2 separate regions of the Homo sapiens genome follow, and region 2 is linked to region 1. A link is a loop called in an ENCODE intact Hi-C map of the cell type or tissue named here. Cell type or tissue: A673. All regions are shown on one strand. Each heading gives the region's core, and the rest is flanking DNA. Links, peaks and the distances in the headings are about the cores only. Region 1 has its middle 19 kb from the start of LINC00378. Region 2 has its middle 73 kb from the start of LINC01442.

Region 1 (12,512 bases), core at 2,942-10,941:
TCTCCCAACTGCTTTCTTCCACTAAACATCCTGTGAGAAAGCAAAAGAGGAATTTTGGGGCTGACAGTGGGAGGCTTCTGGGACCTGAAATGACTCCTTTCTAAATGGAGAAGAGTGTAGGATGGGGATTGTTTTCCCAGAAAGACAAAGATCTCATCCTAAGTTTGCAAATAGTCTTTCATATGATTTATTCATTCATTTATTCAACATGTATCTACTGTGTTTCAGGCAGGGCTATAAATAATAACACCTGGATCTTGACTTCAACATCTTAAAGTGTAGTGGGAGGTAGAGACATACAAATGAACAAATACAATAAAGCATGAGAAGGACTGAAATTTAGGCATGTACAGACACAATGTCAGCTTGGGGGCAGTGTTTCTTAATCTATTTTCCCCATTACCACCCTCTATATGAGCCTTTTAAGACTCTTTCCCCCAATCATCCCCCTTCTTTAAATTTATTACCACATGTATACTGTATATTTATGTTCTAGTAGGTCTATTTGTGTTTTACTGCAAAAAAGAGTAAGATTTTTGTCCCCCTAAACTTTGGAGGCTGTTATGGACTGAATATTTGTGTTCCTCCCACACAAATTCATATGTTGAAATCCTAACCCTCAATGTGATAATACTAGGATGTGTGGGGCCTTTGGGAGGTAATTAGGTCAGGAAGGAGGAACTCCCATAATGGGAATCGTACTCTTATAAGAAGAGACATGAGAGCTGGCTCTTGCTCTTTCTTGTCTCTGCTTTGTGAAGATACAAGAAAATGGCATTGCCTGCAAACCAGGAAGTGTGCCCCTACTAGACACCAGATCTCCTGCGGCCTTGATCTTGGACTTCTCTACTTCCAGAATGATGAGAAATAAATTTATCTTGTTTATAATCTATCCAGTTATAGCAGGCAAACTGACTAATACAGAGGTGCTGTCACCTCCATTAAAAATGTATCACCTAAAGGAAGAAAGTCTTTCTCACTCAGGAGAGTCCAGTAGGACCTAGTAGAAGAGAGAGTATTAAAGGATGAGTAGGCAACCACTCAGGGAGAAAAAATGAATAGTTGCATAAGAATAGGGAATAACATGTGCAAAAGTTCAAGGGTATGAAGGTGTTGGGGCTCAGAGTACAATATCCAAAAATGAAGGCCTTAGAAGCAGCCTCAGAAGCAAAAGTTTCTCCTTGACCTTTTACTTCCCTCCTGTCTCTCAGTCCCATTCTTCCCCAAGGTTTGTCATAGAAACTAGAATCCCTCTTCTCCAAGGCAGGTCATAGAAGGAAGAACCCCTAGCCAGGCACGGTGGCTCATACCTGTAATCCCAGCACTTTGGGAGGCCGAGGTAGGCGGACCACGAGGTCAGAAGTTTGATACCAGCCTGACCAACATGGTGAAACCCCGTCTCTACTAAAAATACAAAAATTAGCCAGGTGTGATGGCATGTGCCTGTAATCCCAGCTACTCAGGAGCCTGAGGCAGGAGAATTGCTTGAACCCGGGAAGTGGAGGTTGCAGTGAGCCAAGATCACCACTGCATTCCAGTCTGGGTGACAGAGCGAGACTCTGTCTCAAAAAAGAACCCTTTTGCCCTAAAGCCAGCCATAAAACCTAAATATATTACTCTAATTTTCCCTCTGCCTTTCGGTATAAAAATTGGTCATAAATTTTCTGACCTACCTTGTTTGTAGGTCATAAGACACCCACTTCAGAAAGGGACCTGCGTCCACACAAAAGGAAGGAATATGTGCTCAAAGAGGCCAAGAAGACTCTAGAGAGACAAGTCTTGCTGGGTTTCCCAGCTCAGTCTATTAACATTAGATTGTACCCTTTTTTCCCAATCATATTTCTACATGGCTGTCCATACGTTGTTGAACCTCAGCAAAAAAATGGATAACTTCCCCTGAATTTTCAGGTCTTTGTTCTGAAGGCTTCTGTTTATACACATTAAATACATTCATATGCCTTTTCTATAATTTATCCACCTTTGTGAGTTGATTTTTCAGCAAACCTTCAGAGGACCAAGGGGAAAGCTCTCCCATGGGCCCTAGAAAGGGGACAGTTTAGCATATAGCATGCACAGGTAGAAATAAACCTCATTAGGCTGAGTTCTGTTCAAGGTGCTGCTTACCTGGTTTGCCTATCAAATGCACCAACGTATTGATTCTAATGGGCAAGTTCTACCTAGTTCAAATAGGTATCTATGAAAATTTGAAAAGATTCTTACTCATATGACTTTATTGGCACAACAAAGAATTTGTCAGTAATGTTTGAGTTCAGAATCTGTAATAAAAATGTTTATTATATAAAAACCTATAAAAGGTGTGCAGTAGAACCTGGTCTTAAGCACCATTTTATCTTCACTTAGTAACTGGAGCAAACTCATAATTTGTGCTGTAAGGGTTGAATTAAGAGAAGTATGAGTTTGGGGTTAAACTGAATTAGTGTTCAAATTCTGAATCTATTGATTAATTGAATGGCTTTGACTAAACACATCCCTCAATTTCCCCATCTGTGAAACGGGGAAGAATATCTATATCATGGGTATACTGTAAAGATTCACTCACCCATCCTTTAAAAATATACCTGGGAGAGGATAGTCCAGAAGGCACTCCATTTACCAAATTTTATGGACTGAAGGTGTCCCCACAAAGCTCATAAGTTAAAACCCTATCCCAATGCGATGGTAGTTAGAGGTAGGGCCTTTGGGAGGTGCTGTCGTTTGAATATCCCCTCCAAAACTTATGTTGAAATTTAATTGCATTGTGATAATATCAAAAAGTGGGACCATTACGAGGTGATTAGACCATGAGGGCTGTTCTCATTGATGGATTATATCTCATTATTGCAGGAGTGGGTTAGATATCGCCAGAGTGGGTTGTTATAAAAGCGAATTTGGCACTCTCTTGCCCTCTTGCTCTCAGGCACGCTCTCTTTCCCTTCCACCTGATGCCATGGGATGATGCAGCAAGAAGGCCCTGGCCAGATGTTGGCACCTTGATGTTGGGCTTCTCAGCCTCCAGATCTGTGAGAAATAAATTTTATTTCCTTATAAATTAGCTGGTATGTGGTGTTCTGTTAAACAACACAACATGGACTAAGAAGGTAATTAGGTTATGAGGATGAAGCTATCATGAATGGGATTAGTGCTCTTAAAAGAGGCCAGAGAGCAAACTAGCTCTGTTTCTGCCATGTGAGGACACAAAGAGAAGCCAGCTGCCTGCAGCTGGGAAGAGGGCCCTCACAAGAACCTGACCATGCTGGCACCGTGATCTAAACTTCCAACTTCCAGAACTGTGCAAAATAAATGTTTGTTGTTTAAACCACACAATCTATGGTAATTTGTTTTAGCAGCCTGAACTAAGACACCAGGGGACTGAGAAAACAGTAAGGGGTGCACCAGCATCTTTAAAGAGCTTTGTGATAGTTATTCTCTGTAGGTCAGAAAAGTGAGTGGGAAATACATTGAAATGAACTGCCTGAATTCAGAAAGGGTAAGAGGAATTCAGGGAGTCTGTTCTGAAGCCAGTGGGGATAATGGAAATTTAATGGGGATAATGGTCAAGGGTTAGATGGTGGTCAGGTAGTAAGATGAGGCAAAGTAAGCATGTTATTGTAATGAACAGCAGAGCTAAAATTTGACCATTCTGATGTCAAATCAGAATGGTTTGACATGGATATTTTTGGTGTTGACTAATTGATCATGGTATCCCTAGGACTAAGATAGACAAGCAGTCTGCTAACACTTTACTTGATTTGAATAAGTGGGAAAGCTCTAGGTCTTGTGAGCAGTTGACTAACTCTAATCACCACAAAAAGTGTTGTAGCCCCTCAATCTGTTCCTGGACTGACCCAGCTCACACAGTCCCTTAAGTGAAGAGAAGCCTGGGTCTCTTTGAGGAAGAATCCCCCTACTCTGCCAGAAATTATACTGTAAATCTTTTTCTCTACTTTCTTTAAAAGGACCGGTGGTTACTTACCTGGGTGTCTGTGAATTGGGAAAGGAGAACTAATTAGACATTTTGGCTCTGAAGTGACACTAATTGTTAGAGACTCAAAACATCTCAGTGGTCTACCTATAAGAATAAGGACTTAAGGAAATGAGATAATTAATGGAATTTTGGCTTGTATCCATCTCAAAGTGGCTCAATTGGTCCCCAAAGCTATTCAATGTTTATTTTCTCAGGTCAGAAATTTATAGTTGGAGGAGACATACTTAGCCGCTGGGAGAACCCTCACTCTGATTCCCTCACACATGCAGAGAGGGCTGTCTTGTAGGAAAAGCTGTGTGGAAGCCACTAGGATGGCTCTGTTCTAAAAATCATACACTAAAAGCTATGTTGTATTCCTGGAGGGGTTTTTCAGATCTCTGCCGGTATCAAGGACTTGAAGGATATGGGAGTGGTGATTCCTACCATATCCTAATTCAACTCACCTATTTGGCCTTTGCAGAGAGTAGATGGATCTTAGAGAACAACAGTAGTATTTTTGAAAACTGAACTAAGTGATGAATCTTATTACAACTGTTATTCTAGATAGGGTTTATTTATTGGAGAAAACATCAATACCCCTGGTACCTGCTATACAACTTGAATAGGTTGTAATCCCTGGTTACTCACCCAAATATGAATCTAGGTGGTGCTACAAAGGTGTTTTGTAAATTTGATCAAATTCTATAACCAGTTGATGTTAAGTAAGGGAGATTATTCTAGGTGGTTTGGGAGCAGCTGATTCACTCAGTTGAAACATCTGAATAGCAGAGCCGATGCTTCCCTGAAGAAGCAGAAATTCCATCTGTGAACAGCAGCATGCACCCATGCCTGAGTGTTCCAGCCTGTCCTTCTGACAGGCTGTCCTATGAATTTCAGACTTGCCCAGCCAGCCTTTACAATTCCATAAACCAATTCCCTGCCATCAATCATATATATATATGTTCTATTTCAACCCTGATACAGTGATTTTTTTTCTCAATTCTTGTTAACAGACATCATCAGAAGCCGTTTGCTTTTAATAAGCAAAGCCAGCAATACTTCTTCAGTATCCCACCTCAGGATTAAAATTCCTCTCCAATTCTCTTACCATCTTGTCCATAGGAAACTTGATTACCTCTTCATTCCATAAGACATTGTGCTGCACCACTAATTTAATGATGTTGAGCTAATTGAACTAGTGAGCAGAAAGTAGCAACTAGTCTAGATATCTTGGTAAAACACATGCAAAATAGAGGGTAGAAAATGACTAAGCCCCCCCACTCCCCAAACAAATGTAGAGACCTTTCACTTTGTTAAATTTCTAGGCAATCTCATGGTACATTGACATATTCCTTCCAAATTGAAGAATAAAGTTGCTGCATGTAAACTCTTTTACAACAAAGGTAGTGGCATAGCGCTGATCTCTGCCACTAAGCAGTATAACCCAACAGATCGATTTGATGGTACTTGCAGGGGCAGAAATGCTTTATGGGGCCTTTAGCAGATTGTAATATGTGAATGATATCACTAACCTTTAGAATTTTGGAGTGAAGCTATGTGACCTTTTTCAGATAACTATTTTGAGAAACAACTTCAGGCTTGCTATTAGGCCCTACACATGACATCAGCAACTTATTATAACTATCATAATGTATTTGTTGTCTGATTCAGTAATACGCTGTAGCATGTGTGTAGCAGCATTCTATCAAGTGTAGGTGGTATATGTGAGACTAAGTTTGAATAGATCTTGAAGTCTCAGATAAGTTGCACAGGCAAGTAGTACAGATGTCCATGGTCGTTCCTCTGGCCACATTGCTTTCTCCTTCCCAGTCTGTACCCATGGCCTTGGGCGAAGTTCTCTCATTACTTGATGGCTAAGGAAGACAAAATAGGGCCTACTCTACAGATGATTTTGCAAAATGTGCTGGCATCACCAGAAAGTGTACAGAGATAGCACTGGAACCCTACTCTGGGGTATTTTTGAAAAATAGTGGTGGATATGGAATACTGTGCAGCCATAAAAAAGGATGAGTTCATGTCCTTTGTAGCAACATGGATGAAGCTGGAAACCATCATTCTGAGCAAACTATCGCAAGGACAGAAAACCAAACACTGCATGTTCTCACTCATAGGTGGGAACTGAACAATGAGAACACTTGGACACAGGTTGGGGAACATCACACACTGGGGCCTGTTGTGGGGTGGGGGGATGGGGGAGGGATAGCATTAGGAGAAATACCTAATGTAAATGACGAGTTAATGGGTGCAGCAAACCAACATGACACACGTATACATATGTAACCTGCACATTGTGCACATGTACCCTAGAACTTAAAATATAAAAAAATTATTTAAAAAAATGTGGTGGAGAGAAATTCTCTCAAGAGAGGCAGTACTTTGAGCACTACTCTTTTTTTTCCATTTCTCGTGGAAGGAGAGAGATGATCAGAGGTAGGTAGAGATCTGCATCATTTCATGGTAAGTGGATAAGAGTTCAGCTTGATGGTCAGGGACTTGGAAGGAACAAGATTGGAAAGCTAATAACTAGGAGGTCTGGGAAGAAGTACATAGATGAATCTGTCCAAAAGGGTATAGACTGTCCATATATTTGTGTCCCATGTTAATGCTTGCCAAAGAAAAATCTCAGCAGAGAAATTATCAGGCAGATGAAATGACCCATTTTGTAGATGTTGGTCAGTCTCTTTCACCAGACACCTATGTCCTTTCTAGTGGACTCAGGAACAAATGACCATGGTGGCAGGGATGAAAGTTATGCCCAGGTTCATTCAGCAACATGGACTTTTACTCACCAGGGCTGATTGCCCATAGCCACTGCTGAGTGTGCAATATGCCAACAGAAGAGATCAACACTGAGCCCTGGATTTGGCTCCACTTTCTGGGATAACCAGCCAGCCACTGGGCGGCAGTGTGATTATGCTGCACTAAATTAACTTGGAAGAGACAGAACTTTGTTCTTACTGAAATAGATACTGTACATGTGTATTTGCCTTCTCTGTTATATTTCTTCTGACAAGTCCACCATCCATGGATTTACAGAATGTTATATTCACTGTCATGGTATTCCACACAGCATTGCTTCTGTCAAAGCAACTCATTTTATAGAAGATGGGCTCATGCTCATGGAATTCACTGTTTTTTTTTTTTTTGAGAGGGAGTGATTGGGATACTTTATCTTCTTCTTCTTCTTTTTTTGAGAGCGTCTCGCTCTTGTCACCCAGGCTGGAGTGCAATGGCGTGATCTCGGCTCACTGCAACCTCTGCCTCCCAGGTTCAAGTGATTCTCCTGCCTCAGCCTTCCGAGTAGCTGGGACTACAGGTACGCACCACCATACCCAGCTAATTTTTGTATTTTTAGCAGAGACGGGCTTTCACCGTGTTGGCCAGGATGGTCTTGATTTCTTGACTTCGTGATCCCGACCGCCTTGGCCTACCAAAGTGCTGAGATTACAAGCATGAGCCACCGTGCCCAGCTAAATTCACTGCTCTTATCATCATCTCCCTTATCCTGAGAGGATGGTGGATGTCTTTGAAGACTGAGTTAGAGCACCATCTGGGTGGGAATGCCATGTGGGGCTATAGTAATGTCCTCCAGGATGAAGTAGTCTCTGAATTGTTGACCGTTATATGGTCCTGTTTCTCTCATTCTGAATTAAGCCATGGTTTGTTTATTGCCAGTCACCTGGCAACTTAGTGTTTCTCATGCTAGTAAAACAACAGGCAAAAAGAAGCAATTACCATACTGGGTGATTTATCCCGACTGTCAAGAGACTAGCTATTACACAATTGGGCCAGAGAAGACTGTATGTGGAGTGCTAGAGATATGTGTGTGGGGAGGTACTTTTTTAGTATTCTCATGTTCTGTTGACAGAGGTAATAGAAAACCACCCCAAACCAGCAGGGCCTTTAGGAATGAAGCCGTGTGTTACTCCACGTTGACTGAAGTCAATATAGAATAGGTAGGTGACAGCAAAGTCAATATAGAATAGGTAGTAGAGAAAGGACATTGTAAATACTTCTATAACTATGCAGCCAGTTACAGAATTTTTAGTATTTATATGTTTTCTTCCTTGCTTTTATATGGATATGTTTGTATATAATATATATTAGCAAATTAGAAAATTTCTTTCCCCCTCTTTCCTTTTCCTACCAACTAATATAAGACTAATAGTGTGTAATTTGGGGGCTGTGTATGGTAGCGCATGCCTGTAGACCCACTTATTTGGGAGGCTGAGGTGGTATGATCACTTGAGCCCAGGAGTTTGAGGTTACAGTGAGCTATGATTATGCCACTGCACCCCAGTCTGGGTGACAGAATGAGACCCTGTCTCTTTAAAAAAAAATGAGTAATAGTGATTATATCTTATTTAAGTTACAAGATGTCAAAGCAAGCATGTAACTCAGGGAGAAGAGTAATAAATATCACCTGAAGATGTATTAAGTATGTGTATCCTTTTTTTAGGGAGCGCATTAGCAGTTTTTGGTTGTATGATAAAAATTGAGCATCCCTAATTCAAAAATACAAAATACAAAATGCTCAAAAATCCAAAACTTTTGACCACTAACATGACACAAAAAATATGCTCATTGGAGCATTTTGAATTTTGGATTTGGGATGCTCAACTGGTAAGTATTTGCAAATATTCCAAAATTTGAAATATGAAACACTTGTGGGGCAAGCATTTTGGATAACCTGTCACTGCATCATATTAAGTAGAAGCATCCTTTTACTATTATCTTCATTTGACAGTTAAGGACGGTTAAACGAGGTATATGTGGCTGCTAGGTTGAAAGGGTTGCAAAGTCCTAGATTGTGCTATTGTCAATTTAGAAACTGTATTTTCTAGAATCCCTTATATGATTAGGTTAGAAGTAGCTGATAGAGGAAATTGCACAAGATTTAGGAGGGAGAGTAAATCAGTGGCTATTATTTTTGGAAGGTTGTAGTGCTCAGAGAGTGTGGCAGTCAGGTGCAGAGGTGTCTGTGAGGTCTCAGCTGGTCCTTGCTCTCCTCTGCTCCGTGTCTAGCTCATCTTTCTGTTATAACTGCTGGCCCTGCTGACCAACGGTGGTCCCAAGCCTACCAACAGATGTTTGGCTGTGAACCTGCACAGGTGGTAGCTACACACAAATCCAACTTCCCATAGATAACCTCCATGTGCCCCATCATTGTGTTCCCAATTTGGTGGCTAGAAATGCTTGGCTTCTTGGATTTCCCTGCACGCTCCAAATTATCCACCCAGGCCAGCTAGGCAGGCAGATTTAGTAACTCTTATTTTTTATTGTGACTCTGCAAATTCCTCTTGAAGACCTTTACTTCCCCAGCATCTCCCTCGCAAGTTTAAATTTTAATCTCTATAACAAATTCCTTATTTCCATACGAGTAATTGTAATATGCTCTGCCTCACTGACTGAATCCTGAATAATGATCTTACTCAAGGACATTGGCATTGTAGTTGTTCCCCCTTTCTTCTGCATCATAAATTATCTCCTCTTTAGCAGGTCATTCATTCCCACCATGTAAACATGGTATAGTTTTCTCCAATTTAAACAGGTAAATACTCTCTTAATCTCACATCTTTTTTTCAGTAACACTTATTTGTTTCCAGTTATAGCAAATCTTCTTAGGACATTTGTCTATCATCAGTGTGTCCAATTCCTATCCTTCTTTTTCTCTTTTGAATTTATTGCAACCAAGTTTCTCCCCATCACCTTTCACAAAAACCGCGCTTCCCTATTGCTGTTTTCAATAGACAATTCTAATTCCTTATTTTACTTCACTCCTCAGTTGATCATTCATTCCTTCTTGCAACCCTTTCTTCACTTGGCCAAGGATGTTCTCTCTCTTTTTTCTGTAGCACAACTGTTTATCTCTTTGTAGCAATTGTGAATGAGAGTTCCTTCCTGATTTGGCTCTATGCTTTATTGTTGGTGTTTAGGAATGCTTGTGATTTTCACACATTGATTTTGTATCCTGAGCTTTGCTAAAGTTGCTTATCAGCTTAAGGAGATTTGGTCTGAGATGATTCCATATTTCTAAATATAGAATCATGTCATCTGCAAACAGAGACAAGTTGACTTCCTCTTTTCCTTTTTGAATATCCTTTATTTGTTTCTCTTGTCTGATTGCCCTGGCCAGAACTTGAGAAGGCACCCTTGTCTTGTGCCGGGTTTCAAAGGGAATGCTTCCAGCTTTTGCCCATTCAGTATGATATTGGTTGTGGGTTTGTCATAAACAGCTCTTATTATTTTGAGATATGTCCCATCAATACCTAGTTTATCGAGAGTTTTTAACATGAAGGGACGTTGAATTTTATTGAAGGCCTCTTCTGCATCTATTGAGATAATCATGTGGTTTTTGTCATTGGTTCTGTTTATGTGATCGATTATGTTTATTGATTTGCATATGTTGAACCAGCCTTGCATCTGAGGGATGAAGCCAACTGGATCATGCTGGATAAGCTTTTTGATGTGCTGCTGGATTCAGTTTGCCAGTATTTTACTGAAGATTTCGGATCGATATTCATCAGGGATATTGGCCTGAAGTTTTCCTTTTTTTTGTTGTTGTGTCTCTGCCAAGTTTTGGTATCGGGATGAAGCTGGCCTCGTAAAATGAGTTAGGGAGGAGTCGCTCCTTTTCAATTGTTTGGAACAGTTTCAGAAGGAATGGTACCAACTCCTCTTTATACCTCTGGTAGAATTTGGCTGTGAATCTGTCTGGTCCTGGGCTTTTTTTTTTTTGGTTGGTAAGCAATTACTGCCTCAATTTCAGAACTTGTTATTGGTCTATTCGGGGATTTGACTCCTTCTTGGTTTAATCTTGGGAGGGTGTATGTGTCCAGAAATTTATCCATGTTTTCTACATTTTCTAGTTTATTTGCGTAGAAGTGTTTATGGTATTCTCTGATGGTAGTTTGTATTTCTGTGGGATCATTGGTGATATCCTTTTATCATTTTTTATTGTGTCTATTTGGTTCTTCTCTCTTTTCTTCTTATTAATCTAGCTAGTGGTCATTTTGTTAATTTTTTTTTTCAAAAAACCAGCTCTTCATTGGGTTTTTGAAAGGTTTTTTGTGTTTCTATCTCTTTCAGTTCTTCTCTGATCTTAGTTATTTCTTGTCTTCTGCTACCTTTTGAATTTGTTTGCTCTTGCTTCTCTAATTCTTTTAATCATGATGTTAGGGTGTCAGTTTGAGATCTTTCCTGCTTTCTGATGTGGGCATTTAGTGCTATAAATTTCCCTGTTAACACTGCTTTAGCTGTGTCCCAGAGATTCTAGTATATTGTGTGTTCATTCTCATTGGTTTCAAAGAACTTCTTGATTTCTGCCTTAATTTCATTATTTACCCAGGAGACATTCAGGAGCAGGTTGTTCAATTTCCATGTAGTTATGTGGTTTTTAGTGAGTTTCTTAATCCTGAGTGCTAATTTGATTGCACTGTGGTATGACAGACTGTTATGATTTCAGTTCTTTTGCATTTGCTTAGGAGTGTTTTACTTCCAATTATGTGGTCGATTTTAGAATAAGCGTGATGAGGTGCTGAGAAGAATATGTATTCTGTTGATATGGGGTGGAGAGTTCTGTAGATGTCTATTAGGTCCACTTGATCCAGAGCTGAGTTCAAGTCCTGAATATACTTGTTAATTTTCTCTCTCATTGATCTGTGCAATATTGACAGTGGGGCGTTAAAGTCTCCCACTAGTATTGTGTGGGAGTCTAAGTCTATTTGTAGGTCTCTAAGAACTTGTTTTATGACTCTGGGTGCTCTTGTATTGGGTGCATATATATTTAGGATAGTTATCTCTTCCTGTTTAATTGATCCCTTTACCATTATGTAATGCCCTTCTTTGTCTTTTTTGATCTTTGTTGGTTTAAAGTTTGTTTTTTCAGAGACTAGGATTGCAACAGCTGCTTTTTTTTTTTCTTTCCATTTGCTTGGTCAATTTTCCTCCATTCCTTTATTTTGAACCTGTGTGTATCTTTGCATGTGAGATGGGTCTCCTAAGTATAGCACACAGATGATCTTGACTCTTCATCTAATTTGCCAGTCTGTGTTTTTTAATTGGGTCATTTAGTCTATTTACATTTAAGGTTAATATTGTTTTGTGTGAATTTGATCCTGTCATCATGATGCTAGCTGGTTATTTTGCACACTAGTTGAAGCACTTTCTTCATAGTGTCTTGGTGTTCATATTTTGGTATGTTTTTGCAGTGGCCGGTACCAGTTTTTCCTTTCCATATTTAGTGCATCCTTCAGGAGCTCTTGCAAAGCAGGCCTCTTGGTGATGAAATCCCTCAGCATTTGCTTGTCTAAAAAGGATTTTATTTCTCCTCCACTTATGAAGCTTAGAAGAAAATTATTTTCTTTAAGAATGTTGAATATTGGCCCCACATTCTCTTTTGGCTTGTAGTGTTTCTGCTGAGAGATCAGCTGTTAGTCTGATGGGTTTCCCATTGTAGGTGATCTGGCCTTTCTCTCTGGCTGCTTCTAACACATTCTCCTTCATTTTTACCTTGGAGAATCTGATG
Region 2 (12,512 bases), core at 2,548-10,547, 340 kb after region 1:
AAATTAATATTTAAAAATGTGTGTGTCAGATGCCTTAGCAGACCATCCACAATCCTCTTCAACTTTATCTCCTCTTTTTTCCTATGTTAACAGCAACAACCATGATGACAGCTTCAACCATGACAACTTCTTGCAATTGTATGGTATTTTCCACATGCCAAAAGCAGTGTAAAACTCTATACAATGACATATGTTATTCAATCCTTACCCAAAAATCTGAGGTGAATACCGTTGCTATCCTCATTTTCAAAATGAGTAAAATAGAAGTGTTGGAAGATTAAGCGACCTGACCAAAATTACCAAGGCAGTAAATATTGGAGCTGTATTCAAATCCAGCTTTTCTGACACCAAAGTCTGCAGCTTCTAAGGCTTTCCAAGTATATGGACCTATTTATAATTCTTTGGACAAGTTTCATTATTTCGTATCTTGCGCAAACTTTCATTCTGCCTGTAATGTTCTTTCTTACTGTTCCCTTGATAGACTAAAACTTTTATCGTTCAAGAACAAATCTCTTATGTGTTCTTCTCTGTTAAGCTTTCTGTGACTCAACCAAGCAGAATTGATGACACTCTCCTTTGTACTCCCATTGGTTCTGGTCCAAACTGCTCATCTTCCCTTAACCTGCTATAGTGCAATTACTTATATTCACATCCATCCAGAACATAATGAGCATACAACATCTGCTGTTAAATGAATGAAGGGATGAGCAAATGAGTGCCCTGCAAGCATAAAACATCATGCTATTGTGACTGGAAATATGAAATTACTACAACACTCAATGAAAGTTGCTAATTTAAACTATCAGGTTTTAGGGCACATTGTGATTACTTGACAGAAGTGATTACAGAAAAGGATCATGGAAATAATTTATTCACATTAGTGGGGCTGACTTATTGGCATATTTTTTCTTTGTGTTTTGTTACACGTATTCTCTCTGTCACCTTGTCAGACTTCTTCCCTCCTTTCAACTTAGGGTTAATTATTGATTAGGAACATAAAGACAAAAACATTTTTAAATGGAGGAAACAAAAGAATATAACAACTTTTTATGTATTTGTACATAGTAAAAAAGTTCTTAGTTTGAGACTAACCTTTGCCCATTTAAGATTAATACATGTGTGAGCCTGACTAGAAGAATGCATGAGTTGGCCAAAATGGAGCCTTCTTGAAAAATATCACCCAATAGGAAGAAAGGGTGAGACTTTGACATGTGACAGTTCCTCCAACTGTATCTGGAGTATTCGCAAGAGAAGGGCAACCATAATAACAACACTGGCACTCCAATTGGTCCTAATAAACCCGTTCGTGGTCTTATATGTGAATCCTAGGGAGAGTGAAGATAGTAAATACAACCCGAAAAGGCTATTTCACTAAAATACTCTAATCAGTACTTAAAATATATTGCAGACATTTTTTAAGAGCCAAGCAATGTAGTAACATTAAGGCAAGGAAGAGAATAAGCTTCCTTCCTCTTTGGTAGAAAGTATACAGTGCTTTGATTTTTTATTTTAAATGCTCTTAGTGTGATCACACTATGTTGAAATAGCCAACATATTATTACAAGGATACAGCAAACCTTCAGCAGAGGAGGTAATAGCAGTCTTAGTGGATTTGATTGGACTTAGTGGACTTTAAGGACGTAGTGGGAATCAAGGTTTCATTATTTGTGAGAGTTAAAGCCAGTAGAGTGCATGTAATTCTAGGCTTTGTGTGGAAGAGATGACCAAGGTCCTGGGTCTTTGACGATGGTGGGAATCATAGAATTCAAACAGGAAAGGGGAAAATGATGTGTTTTTACCATCCCCATTTTGGGAGTGTTTCTCAAAAAAAAAAAGCCTAAGGAAAATAAGGTGCTACATGGAAGCAGGGTGAATCTGTTTATGTGGGCAAGTGTAATTGTGTGAGGGATGGTGGGGAGATGAAAGCCATGGTGTGAATAATTTAGTGGTTCTTACCAGAGGCAGATAACTATTGATGATACCATTAATTGTAATAACATTAAAGTGGACTGAAGAAACACCATTGATACATTGCCCTTCTCCGTATTCTGCGTGCATTATTTATTATTTAACTTCAGAAAGAGGTTGTATACCTGGGTATTTTCATGCAATCTGTAAAATGAAAGAGCACCACAGGTTTACTGATGTAATAATAATTATAAGACTTTGCCATGATTTACATCTATTTTACTATTTATTATATCATTGGCTTTCTTTTAAAAATGAATTTTTATCAAAGTCCTCCCCCCACCTGTGTTTCCTCCCTCCATGCATTCCTTTTCTGCAATGGAATGAAGTGAAATGCTAAGATTATGGTGTGAAAAGTTATTGTAATAGCTTTATGAGGTAGCCAACCACTTCACCATTTCATTCCAGTGTTCAAGTTCTTCTCTGGTGGTACATTAAGCTCCAAAGGAAGCATTATTATCTTTTTAGGCTTCAGGATCCTAACCTTGCTAAATTTATTGTTTACTTGAGGGTAATGATACAAGTCAAGTAATAAATACAGATGAGAAGAGAGAAGCATCTCAAGTTATTTTTGTCTTATCATTTTAGACAATCAGATATACAATAAATAGTAAAACTTGGATAAAAATAAATAAATAAATGGCACATCATGTTCGTAAGAGGTTCTGTTGAAGATCCAGGGCTTTCAAGTTACTAAAGCCTAATGAGTCATTCAGTGGTTTGTTCTGACTTGAAAGCATCTAAGATTTGTTAAGTACTACATTCACATCTTGGATTATCTGTTCCCTTTGGAAGAGGCTAACCTATTTTCATTAGGCATTTTTCCTTTCCCCCCCTTTTTTTTTTTTTTTTTGATGGGTACTCTAAAACAGGAATAAGGATAATGTTAGGTGGGCAAGAATTTCTGCATCTTCAATTTGTAAAATTTGCCAAAGATAAGAATGTCATGGGAAAATAAATAAAGATACATGGTATAATTACTTCTTAATAGCTATGTTCAGTATCTTAGTTGTAAAATGATTAAAACAAGTAAATTTTACCATCACTATAACACTGTGCAGTCAACACTCTTCTTTCAGTATAGAAAAAATCATTAAAATAATTTATAAGGGATGATAACTACTCAACTTCTCATATTTTCTTTTTTTTTTTTTTTTTTTTGAGACGGAGTCTCGCTCTGTCGCCCAGGCAGGACTGCGGACTGCAGTGGCGCAATCTCGGCTCACTGCAAGCTCCGCTTCCCGGGTTCACGCCATTCTCCTGCCTCAGCCTCCCGAGTAGCTGGGACTACAGGCGCCCGCCACCGCGCCCGGCTAATTTTTTTTGTATTTTTAGTAGAGACGGGGTTTCACCTTGTTAGCCAGGATGGTCTCGATCTCCTGACCTCATGATCCACCCGCCTCGGCCTCCCGAAGTGCTGGGATTACAGGCGTGAGCCACCGCGCCCGGCCAACTTCTCATATTTTCATTTGGCAAGGACTTTCAAAATGTAAATAACACCTTGTAACCTTCCAGTATGATCTGCCACCATCAAGACAGGAAAGAAATGAACAGGGAATGTGATTAGTTTACAAAGTCCTTAGAATGAAATTTATGGGTGTCCCAGTTTGATCATTATTAACAAGGTAGCCCCTTTGCCTGGTGGGGTGTTTGTTTTTCCTGACAAGTCTATTAGTTAAATATTATTTGATATTTGCTGGGTGTAATTTATCTTGAGACCCAGCCTGGGTTGGGGGTTGTATTACTTTGCATTTTGTTTGTTTGGTTGTCATTTTACTTTAGAAACAGGATTGCATATCTGACAAGATATTTGTTTATGTACTCAGTTACTAATTCTCTATAATTGCAAAAGGCAAAGGGTATAATCTCAACTCAGCATGAGAAGCTCTGTGCGCAAGAGCATTTAGAACCAGAAAGAACCAAAGTATTTTGCTTTGAGATAAGAGCAACTATGTCTCAATATTTTTAATTAGTTATGTTTTCATCAGATAAGGAAAACACATATTTGACACGTTTTGTTATAAAATTTTAGGGTAAAAGGTAATTGAAAGGATGCAATCATCTTACAGACAAACTATTTCAGCCAGTGTTAACTTGATGTTACATAAGGAAGATGTCAAACTTTGTTTGAAACTTCTGCTAGCACTTAGATGAAAAATAAGCATTTTTATATTTGTCGAATTTTAACCAGTTTATTTTTTGTGGTATTTTATTGATGATCTATTATTGATGAAGTATATTATTGATGATCAAAAATAGTGCTTGCTTTACATATATGTCTTAAAGTCCCAATGTATACTAGGCACTGTTATAATTCCTAGGATATATAAACAAGTGAAGTGTAGTATTTGACCCTAAATATGTCATACATTCTGAAATCTGATAAAAGCCTTCACTTCAAATTCTGGTTTAGCCACTTTTGAGCCATATATTTTTTAATTGTTCTGATTCTTAGTTTCCTATAAAATGGAGATACTAATAATATTTACTTTATGGGATTGTCATGAGAACTAAAAGAGATAATTCATGTTAAGCACTTTCCAAACTGCTTGAAATATAATAGGAACTCAATAGATACCAGGTTTTGATTTGCCTTTTCCTAATGATGAATGATAAGAGCACATTTTCGTATACCTTTTGACCATTTCTATGTCTGCTTTGGAAAACTATTCAGGTCCTTTGCCTATTTTAAAATCAGGTGATTTGTTTTTTGGTCATTGAGTTGTGTGAGTTCCTTATATAATATATTTTGGATATTAGCCCCTTTTTAGAAATGTGTTCTGCAAATATCTTTTCCCAATCCAGAGGTTTTTCTGTTTCCTTTGCTAAGCAGTTTTTTAGTTTGATATAGGCCAGCTTGTTTATTTTTGCTTTTGTTGTCTGACCTTTTGGTGTCATATCCAAAAAGACACTGCCATGGCTAATGTAAAGGAGCTTTTCACCTGTATTTTTTTCTAGGAGTTTTATAAGTTTTGGGTCTTACACTTAAGTCTTTAATTCATTTTGAGTTGATATTTGTGTATGGTGAAATATAAGGGTCTAATTTCATTCTTTTGCGCAGTGATATCTAGTTTCCCCAGCACCACTTGCTTAAGAAACTGTCCTTTCTCCAATGTGTATTCTTGTCACACTTGTGAAAATTAGTTGACCATATATGCTTGAGTTTATTTGTAAACTCTCTTGTGTTCCATTGGTCTATGTGTCTGTTTCTATACTAGCACCGTAATGTTTTGAATACTATAGCTTTGAAATCAGAAACTTTATTCTTCTTTCTCAAGATTGCTTTGACTATTTGGGGTTTTTTAAGCTTCCATATAAATTTTAGAATTGTTTTCTTCTATTTCTGTAAAAAATTCATTGCAATTTTGATAGGAATTGTGTTGAATCTGTAAATCACTTTGGGTAGTGTGGACATGTTAATAATACTCATTCTTCTAGTCTGTGAACATGGGTTGTTATTCCATTTATTTGTGTCTTCAATTTTTTCATTAATATTTTATAGTTTTCAAGTGTACAAATTTTTCACTTCTTTTGTTAAATCTATTTCTAAGTACTTTATTCTTTTTGATGCTATCTTAAATGTAATTATTCTCTTTTCTTTTTAGCTAAATCATTATTGGTATAAAGAAACGCTACTGTCCAGTGCAGCAGTTCATGCCTGTAATCCCAGCGCATTATGAGGTGGAGGCAGATAGATCATTTGAGCCCAGGAGTTCAAGACCAGCCTGGGAAACATGTTGAAACTCTGTCTCAACAAAAAAAATACAAAAATTAGCTGGCATGATGGCTCATACCTGTAATCCCAACTACTCTGGAGGCTGAAGTGGGAGGATTGATTGAACCCTAGAAGTCAAGGCTACAATGAGCTGTGATTTCACCATTTCCCTCCAGCCTGGGTGAAGATTGAGAATCTATCTCACACAAAGAAAATGCTACTAATTTTTATATGTTGATTTCGTATCTGGCAATATTACTAAATTTGTTTATTAGTTGTAAGATTTTTTTGGTGAAATCTTTAGGGTTTTCTAGATATACAATTATGTCATCTTCAAAGAAAGAAAATTTTACTTCTTTCTTTCAAATTTGGATGCCTTTTGTTTCTTTCTCTTGTCTGATTGTTCTGGCTAGGACTTTCAGTATTATGTTGAATAGAAGTGGTAAGAATGAGCATCCTTGTCTTGTTCTGATCTTAGAGAAAAAGCTTTCAACTCCTCACCACTATGTATGACGTTACCTGTGCGATTTTCATAAATGGCCTTTGTTGTGTTGAGGAAATTTTCTTCTATACCTACTTTATTGAGTTTTATCATGAATAGATGTTGAACTTTGTCAAATGCTTTTACTGCCCCAGTTTGTAAAGAAAACAGAAGCAGGCTCAGAGAAAACAAGACCTACTGAATGTGTGTAGGAGTTGGGGCAGGAACTCAAGGTTTTCTAGAGGTTCCTTGGGCTCCCCCTTGAGGCCAGGGCTCTTACCTAGAGCATTTGTAGTTCCCAGCCCGGAGAAGGGTTCTCAGAAGCGAAAATTCCACTGAAGACAGGTTAAGTGGAAGAGGCATCTTTGAACAGCTGTAGGACTGGGTGCTGGGCTGGTAGAATGACAGCAGATTCAGGTCCTTCCAAGTCCATTAGAGGCACTCAAGTCATGGCTCCACCGGGTCCCATCCTGGAGATCACACTTGTCTGCAGCCAAGACCCCAGCAAGATCAGCCCTGCCTGACTGGCTCAGGTGCTGTGTCACTCCAGCCCTCTCCTACCGCAGCTGCAGCCCTAGCCCCAAGCACAGGTGTGGCCTGGCCCAGGCCCCAGGGTCTGCTGTCCAAGAGAAAGGGCAGGAAAGGGAGGCAGACAGTTGAGAATAGCCTCAAGACCCTAATTGAGGTATCACTATCCTGCTCTAGAAATGAAGAAACTTGAGCTTGAAGACACAAAAAGAAATATATTTAAAGTCTCAAATGCTGCAGTGAGGGCTCCAATAATAGAATCTAGATGGTTCTGGCTTCAAGGCTGGGACTTCAACTGCAGCCCTTGAAACCCTCTTCTTCCTGTGTGGTGGGGCCTCTTCCTTTGGGGAGCAGGACTGAAGGCTGTTGACTGGCTCTTCTCAAGCCTAAAGCTCCTGGGATAGAGCTATAGCCCCCACACTCCCACCTCTGATAGACACCTGGGCAGTGTGGGTTCCCTCAGAAATTCAGAGACAGGCTATGCCTCCTCAGGCTGGGTCACTGAGTAGGTGTGTTTAACAGCTTCCCATCCATGCACACACTCACCCCCTTCTCCCCTGTGGACCAAAGGCTGGGGAGGGCAGGAGAGTGGAGAATGCAGGCCAGAAAACTGGCATGGCATTGAGTGGCATGTGTCTAAAGGTGATGATTTCTTGCTCAGCACTGCCTACAGCTATCCCCTCTCCATCACAAGGAGTTAACGCTGGAGAAGCCACACATTGTCCATAGGAAATATGGGCAACCTGAGGAGGGGTCCCAGGCCAGAAAAGGGGAGAGCCCTAAGATTTGTAGAAGTGCTGGACTCAAAATGTTAGTTTGCTGTTTCTACTATCTTAGTCTATTGTATCATAGTTCTAACATAGTCCCAGTCAAGTACCTCACATTGATAGAGCTGCCTTAAATCAAACTTGCAATTCTCAGTAAATTCTAGCCTTGCCATCTTCTCTCTGAGACATGGCCATAGTGCAGCAGAGATGGTGTTCTCTCCTATGCTGGTAAATAATAAACTCAACAATCTACCAGGTTCTATTGGTGATATTTGGTAAGCCAGCATTTGGCAGTCTAAAGAAAATCTGTGTGTTGAATAAATAGGTAAGCCAATAGCAAGAAGAGAAAAGAGAATATATCAGGATTCTATCATTTGAGAACAGAACAGCCTTAAGCCAAAAAAAGACATCTATTACTACAGATACAATTCTGAAAGAAGCATGATTAAAATTTAATCAACAAAGAAAATTATAGAGTAGGAAGATAATGTGGGATAATGAAAAATAAAGGATATAAATAAAAGAAAGGCATACTGGAGGCACTCAATAAAATCTTAGAATATGTTGGCTAATCTAAAATTCTGAATAAAGTAAGATCTGAATGATGTTTACAAATTTCTTTCTCTCCGAGAGCTTTTTTTGTATGCCGTCCTCTCTCTTTGGATTATCTTTCTTTAGCTATTCACCTTTATGGCCTACTTAAAATGTCAAACTTCCTCTTCAGAAGGAAAGCTTTCCTGCACCTGCAAAATTGGTTTAGATGTTTCTTCTGTATGCTCCCATGATCCAGAAGATTTACACTTTGGGAATTTTAAAATAAAATTATAAATACCCTTATTCTTCATTGTCCAGGGTAGAAAATAAGAGAAACAATATGGAAGATGCTAAATTGAAGGATATGGCCTATTGTAAGAGCCAAATGGACCTGCTAACAGGACCCCACAATTAACCAGACTTATTCAGGTCTCTGAACTTGTATGCTGTCTTACAGGATGGAGGAGCAGAGGAAACCTTGGTGTCTTCCAACTGGTAAGAAGTAGTTGAAGCTGAGCTGAACATGTCATCTGTTCTTAAATTTATCAATTAGGGTAAGTCACTCCACCTTTCTGGAAGCAAAGGGATATGGGGCCAAAAGTGTGAGTAATTGAGCTCCCTCCACCCGGATGGAAACAATGGGAATGAGGAAAATCATTCCCTTATAGTAGACCCAATCATGGCACTATCTATTATGCAACTTTCTATTTTCTTGTCTCTCTTTCCTATTATATCATAAACTCCCTGAAAGATACCTCATTCTCCATTAATCTGAGCACAAATCACAGTTCTTAGTACATAAAAGTTGCTCACTAAATGTCTGAATAAATTCCAGACTATATTACTCATAATTACCATTTTACTCTTTTTCTATTTCCCATTACTCATAATAATTAAATATTTTAGAAAACCTCAAAATATATACTTCTCTTAAGGATATGAAAATACAAGCAAAAGTAGGAGCCTACATTTCGTTTCTCAATGGTTGAAAAACAAAGGAAAGAAACAGAAACAGAATTGATCAGAAAAGCTTTTTACTTCAGAGGTTCTCAGTGAATGTTTATTGAGGTGAAGTGAGCTCTAGAAAAAAGCAACAGTGAGTAGCAATGGAACACGGTATTTTTTTTCTGCATCTCTCAGAAAAAAAAAGAGGTGGTTGAAAATTATTTGTCTTCCCCAAAGTGTTATATTGACAGAAATACCTAACCCTTCTTTTGACTCCAGAAACCTGGGTCCTACCCCATTCTTTGCTGAATGTCATGTCAGCAGGTTTAGCTCTGCAGAGCTACTCTCAATATAGGATAGACAGGCATTGTGGTGATGGGAATATTCTGCCTCAAAGCCACAACATACTCTATATATTATGAGTTTAAAAAGGTTTTAGTAAGCTGTCTTAGAAAACTATTTCTGAAGGGCAAGTGTATTCAATTTTAAACATTGACCTTACAATTATACTTTTAGAGCTTAATTCTTTTATTAATTAAGGACTTGCTGTATCTTGATTTTTAATTTCTAGCTGGTTTTAATCAATTATTTTCTTCTTGTTCCCACTTCTATTATAGAAATTATTTTACAGTTTTTAAATGTTTAAAAAATAACTTGCTCTAAAAACCTTAAAGGCTTTCTGAGTATTATCTTCTGCTTTCCATAAAATGCGAATACATACTTCTTATAATTCAAGGACAATAATTTTTAAGGGAGAAAATAATTCCCCTTCAGTGTCCGTTTTTCCTTTTGTACAATGAAGGATAGAACTTCTATCCAAACACCTTCTCTACACTTTGAGTATTCTTAAAACAATTATGCATCCTCCATAGTCATTCCTTCTTTTGGTAGAGAGTTTCCAATATGGAGAAGACACAGCATTTATTGGGTCATGTTTATTAGTAGGTGGATGTTATGACTTAAAGACTGAGGTCCATGCTTTCTACTTCCTTTTTCCCTTCCTGTGCACAGAAATGGGGCTCCCTTTTACCCCTTTCTCCATGTGGTAGCACATCCTGGTGTCTTAGATTCCCAACAAACAGACCCTATGGCATACATTGTTGAACAGAAGATATATTGGGAACAGCAAACTGGGAAGCAGGATGAGGAGAGAGATATTTGAAACTGATGTATTGGCAAAGAAACCTTCGTGATCCTGTGGCAGTGCTAGAGTGGAAATGGACCAGAGTTGTCCGTAATCAAAGCAAGGTTTCTGAGTCTTTGGACATTTTTTTTTTAAACATGATATATAAAAATGGTCTATATTTATGGTTGCAACATGATGTTTTGATCTATATATACAACGTGGAATGGATAAATCAATCTACTAAATGTATCCATTACTTCATTCTTATTATTCTTTGTGATGAAAACACATCTATTCTCTTAGCCATTTTCAAGTATACAATGTACTGCCATTAGCTATAGTCATCATGATGTACAGTAGATCTCTTGAACTTCTTCCTATCTAACTAAAATTTTGTATCCTTTGACCAACATTTCCCCCTACATATCTTCCATCCCAGCCTCTGGTAAGCCACATTTTTTCTCCTGATTTCTGTGAGTTTGACTTTTTTAGATTCTACATGTAAGTGAAATCCTGCAGTATTTGTCTTACTGTGCATGGCTTATTTCACTTAACATAATGTCTTCCTAGGTTCATCTATGATGTCACGAATGACAGAATTTCCTTCTCGTTTAAAGCTGAAGAATAGTCATATATATATATCAATATATATCACATTTTCTCCATTCATTGATGGACACTTAGATTGATTCCTTATTGTTGCTATTGTGAATAAGCTGCAATGAATGTGGAGGTGCAGATATCTCTTTGATGTACTGAATATTCATATCCTTTGTATGTTATGTTAGGGTTCTCTAGAGAGACAGAACTAATGAAATATATATGTATATATTATATACATAAACTTATATAAAAAACTTGTAGTCTGATGTTCAAGGGCAGGAAGCATCCAGCACAGGAGAAAGATGTAAGCTGGGAGGCTAAGCCACTCTCTTTTCGCATTTTTCTACCTGCTTTATATTCTAACCATGATGGCAGCTGATTAGATTGTGTACACCCAGATTAAGGGTGGGTCTGCCTTTCCCAGCCCACTGACTCAAATGTTAATCTCCTTTGGCAACACCTTCACAGACACACCCAGGATCAATACTTTATATCCTTCAATACAATCAGGTTGACAGTATTAATCATCATATATATATATATATATATATATGTATATATATATATGTATATATATGCCTATGTGTATATGTATATGTATATATGTATATATGTTTGTGTGTGTGTGTGTATATATATATACACACACACACACACTGAGATTGTTGGATCATATGGTAGTTCTATTTTTAACATTTTGAGAAACTTTCATACTGTTTTCCACAATGGCTATACTAATTTGCATTCCCATAAACAGTATTTAAAGATGTTCTTTGTTCCACAACCTTGTCAAGATGTATTATTTTTTGTGATAGGATATCTCACTGTGGTTTTAATTTGCATTTCCCTAATTTATGATATTGAGCATTTTTTATATACCTGTTGTCCATTTATATGTTTTCTTTTGAGAAATGTCTATTCAGGTCTTTTGCTCATTTTTAATTAATTTTTTATTTTAATTAATTTATTTATTTATAATTAAGCTGTTTGAGTTCCTGTATATTTTAGATAATAACCCCTTATCAGATGTATGGTTTGCAAATATATTATCTCATTCTGTAGTGTATGTCTTCACTCTGTTGATTGTGTCCTTCACTTCAACTGTAGGTTGCCTGTTCACTCTGCTGATAGTTTCTTTTGCTGTGCAGAAGCTCTTTAGTTTAATTAGATCCCATTATATATAATGTGTATATACAGTGTGTATATATATAATGTCTATATATATATATATATATATATATATATATATATAAACTTCTGGATTCAAATATAATATGCAAATATAAAAAGAACTGGGCTAGTTTACAAAGAAGATAGAAAACAATCTATGACTGTGAGGGCTTTATAAGTAATAAGAAAAAAATGGCAAACACAAATGTCATCACTTTAATTAAAAATATGAAACATTTATAATACAGATAAACTTCAGCTGTTTGTGATACCAGAATAATAAGAATTACCAGATCCAAGTCTGTTATTTTTGTTGAAAGTGGTCCTGACATAATCTTTCAAGCTTTGAATGTACATCTCAATCTCAATATTTTTGCAAATTTAAAAGAGCAGCAGAGTCACAGGAAGCTATACTTCAAGGGGTAATTTTCTCTATTTAATTCTTGAAATAATTGTGAGCTATTTTGAGGGAGAAGCATTTTTGGAATATAATTAGTAGGACAATATTGAGAAGGAGGATGTGGCAAAACACAGTTTACGTATGTCAAAATATATAAGAAAATGTAGTTCTCTGTAATAAAAACAATTTCCTACAGTAATGGAATTATTTAACAAAAGAAATTTTAATTGAATTCATTACCATAACTCTTCATATTTATTAGAGAAATCAAAATA

What was found. A loop is a pair of places that touch in the nucleus more often than their neighbours do. Peaks named below come from ENCODE experiments on the same cell type or tissue, not always from the same donor. Only the 100,000 strongest peaks of a DNase experiment are listed, where the experiment ranks them.
Region 2: it touches region 1 in a loop (2.3-fold over the local background); 6 of 110 quality-filtered maps call a loop at or near these places.

Annotation. Positions count from the first base shown.
Region 1 is chr13:60,647,722-60,660,233 of GRCh38, forward strand. No RefSeq gene overlaps it. Among named protein-coding and RNA genes, the nearest start is that of LINC00378, 19 kb to the right of the region's middle. In A673, for the core only: a CTCF peak has its summit at 6,881 (motif pointing right); a DNase peak (open chromatin) is centred at 6,870.
Region 2 is chr13:60,983,810-60,996,321 of GRCh38, forward strand. No RefSeq gene overlaps it. Among named protein-coding and RNA genes, the nearest start is that of LINC01442, 73 kb to the left of the region's middle. In A673, for the core only: a CTCF peak has its summit at 6,426 (motif pointing left); no DNase peak of the experiment used is centred there.